Linked DNA regions of Homo sapiens: region 2 is linked to region 1. Evidence: read pairs that join two places in POLR2A ChIA-PET (ENCODE). Cell type or tissue: PC-9. All regions are shown on one strand. Links, peaks and the distances in the headings refer to the core of each region. The heading gives the core; the rest is flanking DNA.

Region 1 (4,391 bases), core at 326-4,325:
ACAGTGTCTGCATTTAAAAACAGCCCATCAACAAAAAGTGCAGACATCAGCTGTTTGAGGCTGGGCCCTGCAGTCCAAATCTAATAACTGAAATACATCATGCTTCTTGTCGTCTCTGCCCTTTGAGTATTTGAAGGATACAAGTTGGACCCTTCTTACCTCCAGCCACACTGAACAGCACTCCAAGGACCTTGCAGAGCAGGGTCCGGAGACGGACGATTCCTGGCACCTTTACGCCATTCAGATAGCATTTGACCTCGGGTATCCCGGAACCTGCTGCCACCGGCTGATGGAGGAGAGCAGGCACACCCATAACTCGAAATCCATTGGTTCTCTGGCTTACCCTCAACAATCTGGGCGGCGGAAGAGGGAGAGCTGGCCACCTTCATTAGCAGCGTGAGCGTCACCTGGAGGGCTTGCAGAACCACAGCTGCTGGGCCCCACTCCAGAGGATCTGACTCAGGAGGTCTGAGGGGCAATGGGAGGACTTGCACTTTTTTTTCTTTTTTTTTTTTGAGGTAGAGTTTCACTCTTGTTGCCCAGGCTGGAGTGCAATGGCACAATCTCCACTCATTGCAACCTCCGCCTTCTGGGTTCCAGCAATTCCCCTGCCTCAGTCGCCCGAGTAGCTGGGATTACAGGCATGCGCCACCACGCCCGGCTAATTTTGTATTTTTACCGGCTAATTTTGTATTTTTACTAGAGACAGGGTTTCTCTACACTGGTCAGAATGGTCTCAAACTCCCGATCTTAGGTGATCTGCCCGCCTTGGCCTCCCAAAGTGGCCAGACTTGCACTTTTTAAAGAAAAATAATTTCCACTTTTATTTTAGGTTCAGGGATTGCATGTACAGGTATGTTACGAGGGTATATTGCATGATGCTGAGGTTTGGGACATGAATGATCCTGTCACCCAGGTAGTGCGCATGGCACCCAACAGTTTTGTTTTCAGCCCTTTCCCCCTTTTTTCCTCCCCCCAGAATCTGTACAAGTTCCCTGTGAATGAGCATCACCTGGGAGGCCTTTCTTCTTTAATCTCACCAGAGGTGAAACCTTTACCTTTAGTGAACAAGAGGCCACTTTCTGCAGGAATCTGCATTCTCAGTTTCCTGACATTCTGGAAGGAGGTGGGGAAAAGGAGTGCGGGACTCTAAAACCTCCTAAGCGAGCAGGTGAATCCAAACCACCTCACCTCAATGAGAACAAGGAGGCTTGCCAGGAAGACAAAGGTGAGGTTAAAACCCAGGAGTTCAAGGAGAGACAGAGCGAGGCAGCCTTTCTGGCTGCACTCCTCCACCGCTGCGGAAACTGGGTTAAGGAAACTTGTTCATCAGCCGAGGGGTGTCCCCGTCATCACTTGAGAGGGTGCAGCTGCTTCTCCTTTGGATCATGCTGGCTGCTGAGTGCACTTTTTCTCTATATATAAAAATTTTTTAAAAACTGCCTGAGATGACTGGGTGCAATGGCTCATGCCTGTAATCCCAACACTTTGGGAGGCTGAGGCAGGAGGATCACTTGAGCCTAAGAGTTGGAGGCCAGCCTGGGCAATGTAGTGAGACCATGTCGCTACAAAAAGTACAAAAGGTATATGCCTATGGTCCCAGCTACTCAAGAAGCTGAGGTGGGAGGATCGCTTGAGCCTGGGAGGCTGAGGCTGCAGTGAGCTGTCATTGCACCACTGCATTCCAGCCTAGGCAACAGTGTGAGGCCTCATCTCTTAAAAAAAAGAAAAAATTGTTTGAGATGCCTTTGACATTAGGAAATACTTCAAACATTACAAAAAGTAACGAATACCCATACCCTCACAACTGTAGCTTTAACAAATCTCAACAACATGCCATATATGCTCCAGGTATTTTTAAAAAAGAAAACATTCAGTACCATTTTAAGAAACAAAACAAAACAAAAAAAAAAACAGTTTTCCTTCCTCTCTCCCCTGGGAGAAACCACTAACCTGAAATTATTGTGTGTATTTCAAAAGTGTCCACACTGTTGTACACGGCACTTGTATATTCTGTAACTTGCTCTTTTTTTCTCAACATTAAGTCTTTGAGAATTAGCCATGTTGATACACACAACTCTGTGGTTCGTTCACTTTCACTTGTCTAAAATTTTTATTTTACAATCTACAGAAATGACATGATGTCTAAAATGATACCATATGAATGTACCATAATTTTTCCATTCTCCCATTTGGTGACTCCAGCTTTTTGCTATCATAAAGCTATAATTACCACCTTTGTACATGTCTACGGTTCAAATTTCTAAGAGGAATGTATGAGTCACAGGAATGTGCACCTTCCTTTTTCTAGAGGTTTACTGGCCAGTTTTTCTCTTTTGAGAATTCCAGTTCACATCCTTTGCTCGTTTTCCTTCCATTGGACCATCTGTTGTTTTTCTGATTGAGTTGCAGGAGTTCTTCCTGTATTATTTGTTCTGAATCAGAGTCTCATTCTGTCACCCAGGCTGGAGTACAGTGTTGCAATCTCGGCTCACTGCAACCTCCGCCTCCTGGGTTCAAGTGATTCTCCTGCCTCTGCCTCCCAAGTATCTGGACTAAAGGTGCACACCACCACACTCAGCTCAATTTGTATTTTTAGTAGAGACAGGGTTTCACCATGTTGGCCAGGCTGGTCTTGAACTCCTGACCTCAAGTGATCCGCCTGCCTCGGCCTCCCAAAGTGCTGGGATTACAGGCGTCAGCCACCGCGCCCAGCCTCTTCCTGTATTCTGGATACTAATTATCTGCCTCTTAAATGCATAGTAAATAACCTCTCTCAGGCTGTGGACTTGTTTTCACTTTATTTATGGTGTTTTATTGTTGTTATTTGGAGTTTTTGTCTTTATAAATACAATATGTACTTTGATGTGGTCAAATTTATTGATTTTGTTTGTTTTTTTTTTTTGTTGTTGTTTTTTGAGACAGTTTTGCTCTCATTGCCCAGGCTGGAGTGCAATGGCGCGATCTCGGCTCACTGCAGCCTCTGTCTCCCGGGTTCAAGCGATTCTCCCACCTCAGCCTTCCAAGTAGCTGGGATTACAGGCACCCGCCACCATGCCCAGCTAATTTTTTGTACTTTTAGTAGAGATGGGGTTTTGTCATGTTAGCCAGGCTGGCCTTGAACTCCTGACCTCAGGTGATCTGCCTGCCTCGGCCTCCCAAAGTCCTGAGATTACAGGCATGAGCCACTGCACCCAGCCATTGATGTTTTTGTTTGTTTGTTTTTGAGACGGAGTCTTGCTCTGTCACCCAGGCTGGAGTGCAGTGGCGTGATCTTGGCTTACTGCAAGCTCCGCCTCCCAGGTTCATGCCATTCTCCTGCCTCAGCCTCCCCAGCATCTGGGACTACAGGCGCACACCGCCACGCCCAGCTAATTTTTTTGTATTTTTAGTAGAGACGGGGTTTCACCGTGTTAGCCAGGATGGTCTCAATCTCCTGACCTTGTGATCCGCCTGCCTCTGCCTCCCAAAATGCTGGGATTACAGGCGTGAGCCACTGTGTCCGGCCCCATTGATGTTTTTTCTTATAGTCTGTGCCTTCTGGAGTTTTAAGAAATTATTCCCCACTCTTGACAACATATAGTCTCCCGAAGTTTTGTTCTGCATATTTACATCTTCATCTGGAATTTATCTTATTTATAGTATGAAATAGGAATATAACTATTTTTCCATATGGATCACCCATGTCCCAGCATCATTTTTTTTAAGACAGGGTCTTGCTATGCTGCCCAGGCACAGTCATGGTGCATTACAGCCTCAAACTCCTGGGCTCACCTCCTAAGTAGCTGGGACTACAGAGATGTGTATCTTTTATTTATTAAATAACACAGCGTCTTTTATTAAATCATTCATCACTCCCTCACTGATTTGTAATATTAACTGTCATTCACCAAAGTTCCATGTATGTGAGGACCAGCTTCTGCTTCTCTATCATTTTCCACTGTCTAGGTATTCCTGCACCAATATGACCAATTTCAATGACTGTATCTTAAATTTTATGACTTTTTTTTCCCTAACTCCCCAAACTTGTTAATTTTATAAGACTTGATATCTGACAGGGTCAAGTCCACCTTCTTGTCATTTAGAACTATACTGACTGCTTTTGGCCCTTTACTCTTCTACACAAATTTACAAAGAATTTCTGAGTTCCACAACAAATTCTATTGGAATTTTGATTGGAACTACATTAAATTTACAGATTAGGGAGTACAGGCATCTTTGCGGCATCTGTAATCTTATCAACCACAAACATAGGTATATGTCTTTGCTTATTAAAGTCCTTCTTTTGTGTCCTTCAGTGATCATTAGAAATATTAAAGCTGAATAGCTAATAAGCGGCCCTTCTAATACTATGCTTACTGTTAGACCCATTTCTATGTAAGAAAGAATCT
Region 2 (4,391 bases), core at 307-4,306, 50 kb after region 1:
ATTCTCATGCCTCAGCTTCCCGAGTAGCTGGGATTACAGGTGTTCACCATCATACTCGACAAATTTTTGTATTTTTAGTAGAGATGGGGTTTCACCATGTTGTCCAGGCTGGTCTCAAACTCCTGACCTCAAGTGATCCACCTGCCTCGGCCTCCCAAAGTGCTGGGATTACAGGCATGAGCCACCGCGCCCGGCCAGTGGTTATGTTTCTAAAGAGTCCTTATCTTTTAGAGAGGCATATAAAAATATTTATGGATGAAATGGTATAATGCATGGGATTTGCCTCAAAATAATTTGGAGCGGGGGATGTATTTGGAGTACACATGAAACAAGCTTCAAGAGAGGCTGATTTTGTTGAAGCTGGGTAATTGGTGCGCTGGGGTTTATTATCCTATCTGCTCTACTTTTGAGTAAGAAAAATGCCCCACAGGCCGGGTGCGGTGGCTCATGCCTGTAATCCCAGCACTTTGGGAGGCCGAGGTGGGTGGATCACCTGAGGTCAGGACCAGCCTGACCAATATGGTGAAACCCTGACTCTGCTAAAAATACAAAAAAAATTAGCCGGGCGTGGTGGCATGTGCCTGTAGTCCCAGGTACTTGGGAGGTGAGGCAGGAGAATCGCTTGAGCCCAGGAGGTGGAGGTTGCAGTGAGCCGAGATCGTGCCACTGCACTCTAGCCTGGGTGACAGAGCGAGACTCCGTCTCAAATAATAATAATAATAATAATGCCCCATAATAAAAAGTTAACCACCAGGGAGCAAAAAAAGAAACTCATAGATCTGTGTTCCTTCTCTTCACAACACTTAAGCCAGGTGGTATTCACATACACCCTTGGGACTGCTAGTTTCCTGTCTGTTCCCCCACCAGCCATGGGTTCCACTGTGATGATGGGCAGAGGTGGGAGGCCGGGACTAAGCTTTGCTTATATCCAAATCCCAGCCAGTGGGGCGGGCTAGCATGTTCTAGGCATGCTCAGTCGATGGCTGCTTTCATTTCCTATTTGCATCCTTGCCTCTCAATACTAGGAGTCAAGAGCTGACTTAAAGGGAAGTGGGGGCCAGGCATGCTGGCTCACGCCTGTAATCCCAGCACTTCTGGAGGCCAAGGTGGGCAGATCACTTGAGTTCAGGAGTTCGAGACCAGCCTGGGCAACATGGTGGAACCCTGTCTCTATCAAAAATACAAAAAAATTAGCTGTGCGTGGTGGCACATGCTTATGGTCCCAGCTACTCGAGAGGCTGAGGTGGGAGGATTGCTTGAGCCAGGGAGGTGGAGGGTGCAGTGAGCAAGATGGTGCCACTGTACTTCAGCCTAGGTGACAGAGTGAGACCTCATCTCAAAAAAAAGGGAAGGGCATCCTACCTGCACAGCCAAGCTCTCTGGTGCTGGGGGCTCAGTGGGGCCACCCAGGCTACACCTGCAGCAGTAGAGTGCCAGGCCTGGGGGAAGCTCCCTGTCCTCTGTGTGGCCCTGGTGGCCTTCCGCAGAGTCTCCCTCTCCTGTCTGGCCCGTTTCTTCTGTTGGCACCACAGGAAGAACACTAAGGAGAGAGGGAGGAGGGAGAGAAAAGAGAGAGTAAGCAGATGGGAGGATCTGAGCCAGGAGGGGCCCCTGACATGTGGGGTGCCTGTCGCAGGGCACCCCCCATCTCTGAGTAAGTGAAGTCTAGCTCCAATACTCCAGCCTCTGGTGTGGGCCTGCATCAGTGTATCAGCCCAGAAATGCAGGCCGTGCTCCTCTCATGCTGTGTGTCCTCAAACAAGTCACTTAACTTATCTGTGCCTCAGTTCCCCATCCGTAAAATGGGCACAGTTCCTCTTGGGGGTCACTGTGAGGCTCAAATGAGATTGTCTCTGGGAATGTGCCAAAGCAGATGCAAAATAAACATTCATTCGCCCAGGGTCCCCCGCCCCTGCCCAGTGTGGAGCTCAGGCCCTGCGTGGCCAGGCTCCATCTCCCCGCTTTCCCAGCACCCCACGTCTCACCAGCCAGTTGCAGGGCCTGCAGGATCTGGACTCTCTCGTGTCTGCTGTCTGTTCTCTGCCTAGGATGTGACAGAAGCCGCTGAGCAATCTCCTCCTCCCTCAGACTTCCTGGACTAAAAGCAAAGTTGCCCAGAGAGAAGCTGATGACCCGGGAGGAAGGGCACTCGGTCCCAACCTGTCCGCCCCACCCCAGGCAGGTGCGGTCTGCCCTTGGGAGCAGGGGGCGCTGAGTCCCCCTACCCTCTTCTGGACAGTTTATTTTATGTCGGATTTAAAAGCTATTGCTGGGGGGAGGTTCTGCTCTTGATTTATTCTCTTTAATACTATTTGGATTTTTTTAAACAACAAACATGTATTAAAATAAATATCATTTAAATAATTATTTAAATACATTTGTTCAATTTAAAAATAAGAACATGGCCAGGCATGGTGGCTCACACCTGTAATCCGAGGACTTTAGGAGGCTGAGACGGGCAGATCACTTGAAGCCAGGAGTTTGAGACCAGCCTGGCCGACATAGTGAAACTCCGTCTCTACTACAAAAAAAAAAAAAAAAAAAAAAAAAAATATATATATATATATATATACACACACACACACACACATACACACACACGCTGCCAGAGGTGATATATACACACACACACACACACACACACACACAAATTAGCCAGTGTGGTGGCACACACTTGTAGTCCCAGCTACTCGGGAGGCTGAGGCATGAGAATTGCTTGAGCCTGGGAAGCACAGGTGGCAGTGAGCAGAGATCACACTACTGTACTCCAGCCTGGGTGACAGAGCAAGGCTCTGTTTAAAAAAAAAAAAATACCCAACTGTAGTAGAAAATTGGGGAAATAAAGAAAAAAATAACCAGAGGCCGGGCGCAGTGGCTCACGTCTATAATCCCAGCACTGTGGTAGGTTGAGGCAGGCAGATACCTTGAGGCCAGGAGTTTGAGACCAGCCTGACCAACATGGCGAAACCCCATCTCTACTAAAAATACAAAAATACAAAAAAAAAAAAAAATCAGCCAGGCGTGGTGGTGTGTGCCTATAATCCCAGCTACTTGGGAGCCTGAGGCGGGAGAATCGCTTGAACCCAGGAGGCGGAGGTTGCAGTGAGCCAGATTGTTCCACACACTCCAGCCTGGGCAACAGAGCGATACTCTGACTCGAAAAAAAAAAAAAGAAAAATATAACCGACTTTAATCCCACTGTCCCAGAGATAAGCATAGTTTCCATTTTAGCATTTTTAAATGAAATATCTTTTACTCCTTAATTGTGGTAAAATACACATCAGAAAGTTTACCATTGTAACCATTTTTAAGTGTACAGTTCAGCAGTGTTAGGGATTTTCACATTGCACATTTTCAGGTTTTTTTTTTTCTTTCTGGTCCTTTTTCTATGCACCATGTGGTTTCTATGCAACTATGTGGTTGGGAAAAATATTTTGGATACATTTTTATGCTCCTTTAAGAAAAATTTAACATTGCCACACCATTTTCCCTTTTTTTTAAAAAATGCTATGCAAATATTCATAAAAATACTTCCAGGGAGGGGGCTATGAAAGGATGAAGCTTTCAAGTTAATTAATAGACTTCCAACTATTTGGAATATTTTTCAAATTGAGCATGCATTACTGCTATGATTGGAAACATAACCAGTAAAAAATCTTCCTGGCCAGGCGTGGTGGCTGGCTCATGCCTGTAATCCCAGCTCTTTGGGAGGCCGAGGCAGGTGGATCACTTGAGGTCCTGGCTAATACGGTGAAACCCCGTCTCTACTAAAAATACAAAAAATTAGCCGGGCATGGTGGTGGGCGCCTGTAGTCCCAGCTACTCGGGAGGCTGAGGCAGGAGAATGGCGTGAACCTGGGAGGCGGAGCTTGCAGTGAGCTGAGATTGTGCCACTGCACTCCAGCCTGGGCGACAGAGCGAGACTCCATCTCAAAAAAAAAAAAAAACTTCCTAAACATCATATTGGATGGTTGCTAATTGTTCATCACATGGTCAAACCATCATTTCCTCACTCACTGTTGAGCATTTAGGCTGCTTTTCAGCTTGTTTTTTTGAGACAGGGTCTTGACCTGTTGCCCAGGCTGGAGTGCAGTGGCATGATCATAGCTCACTGCAGCCTTGATTTCCTGGCCTCAAGTGATCCTCCTGCCTCAGTCTCTAGAGTAGCTGGGACTACAAGCATGCCCCCATGCCTGGCTAAATGTTTACATTTTTTTGCTAGAGACGGGGTCTCGCTATGTTGCCCAGGTTGGTGTCTAACTCCTGGCCGAGGCCTCCCAAAGTGTTGGGATTATAGGTGTGAGCCACCGTGCCTGGCTGTTTTGAAGTTTTTACAATTATAAATGATGCCATGATGGACATCTTTTTTGCATAAATCTTTGCCCACATCT

Evidence for each region. ChIA-PET counts read pairs that join two places held together with the same protein. Peaks named below come from ENCODE experiments on the same cell type or tissue, not always from the same donor. Only the 100,000 strongest peaks of a DNase experiment are listed, where the experiment ranks them.
Region 2: POLR2A ChIA-PET joins it to region 1 with 5 read pairs; 10 of 35 experiments call an interaction of 5 or more read pairs at or near these places.

What each region holds. Positions count from the first base shown.
Region 1 is chr1:11,819,602-11,823,992 of GRCh38, reverse strand. CLCN6 (chloride voltage-gated channel 6) reads right to left here. Exons shown (of 23, transcript NM_001286.5): 6 at 1,192-1,298; 7 at 160-286. Among named protein-coding and RNA genes, the nearest start is that of CLCN6, 16 kb to the right of the region's middle. In PC-9, for the core only: no CTCF peak of the experiment used is centred there; a DNase peak (open chromatin) is centred at 2,302; H3K4me3 peaks cover 366 bases; H3K27ac peaks cover 1,791 bases.
Region 2 is chr1:11,769,231-11,773,621 of GRCh38, reverse strand. C1orf167 (chromosome 1 open reading frame 167) reads right to left here. Exons shown (of 21, transcript NM_001010881.2): 7 at 1,986-2,098; 8 at 1,363-1,540. Among named protein-coding and RNA genes, the nearest start is that of C1orf167-AS1, 8.2 kb to the left of the region's middle. In PC-9, for the core only: no CTCF peak of the experiment used is centred there; no DNase peak of the experiment used is centred there.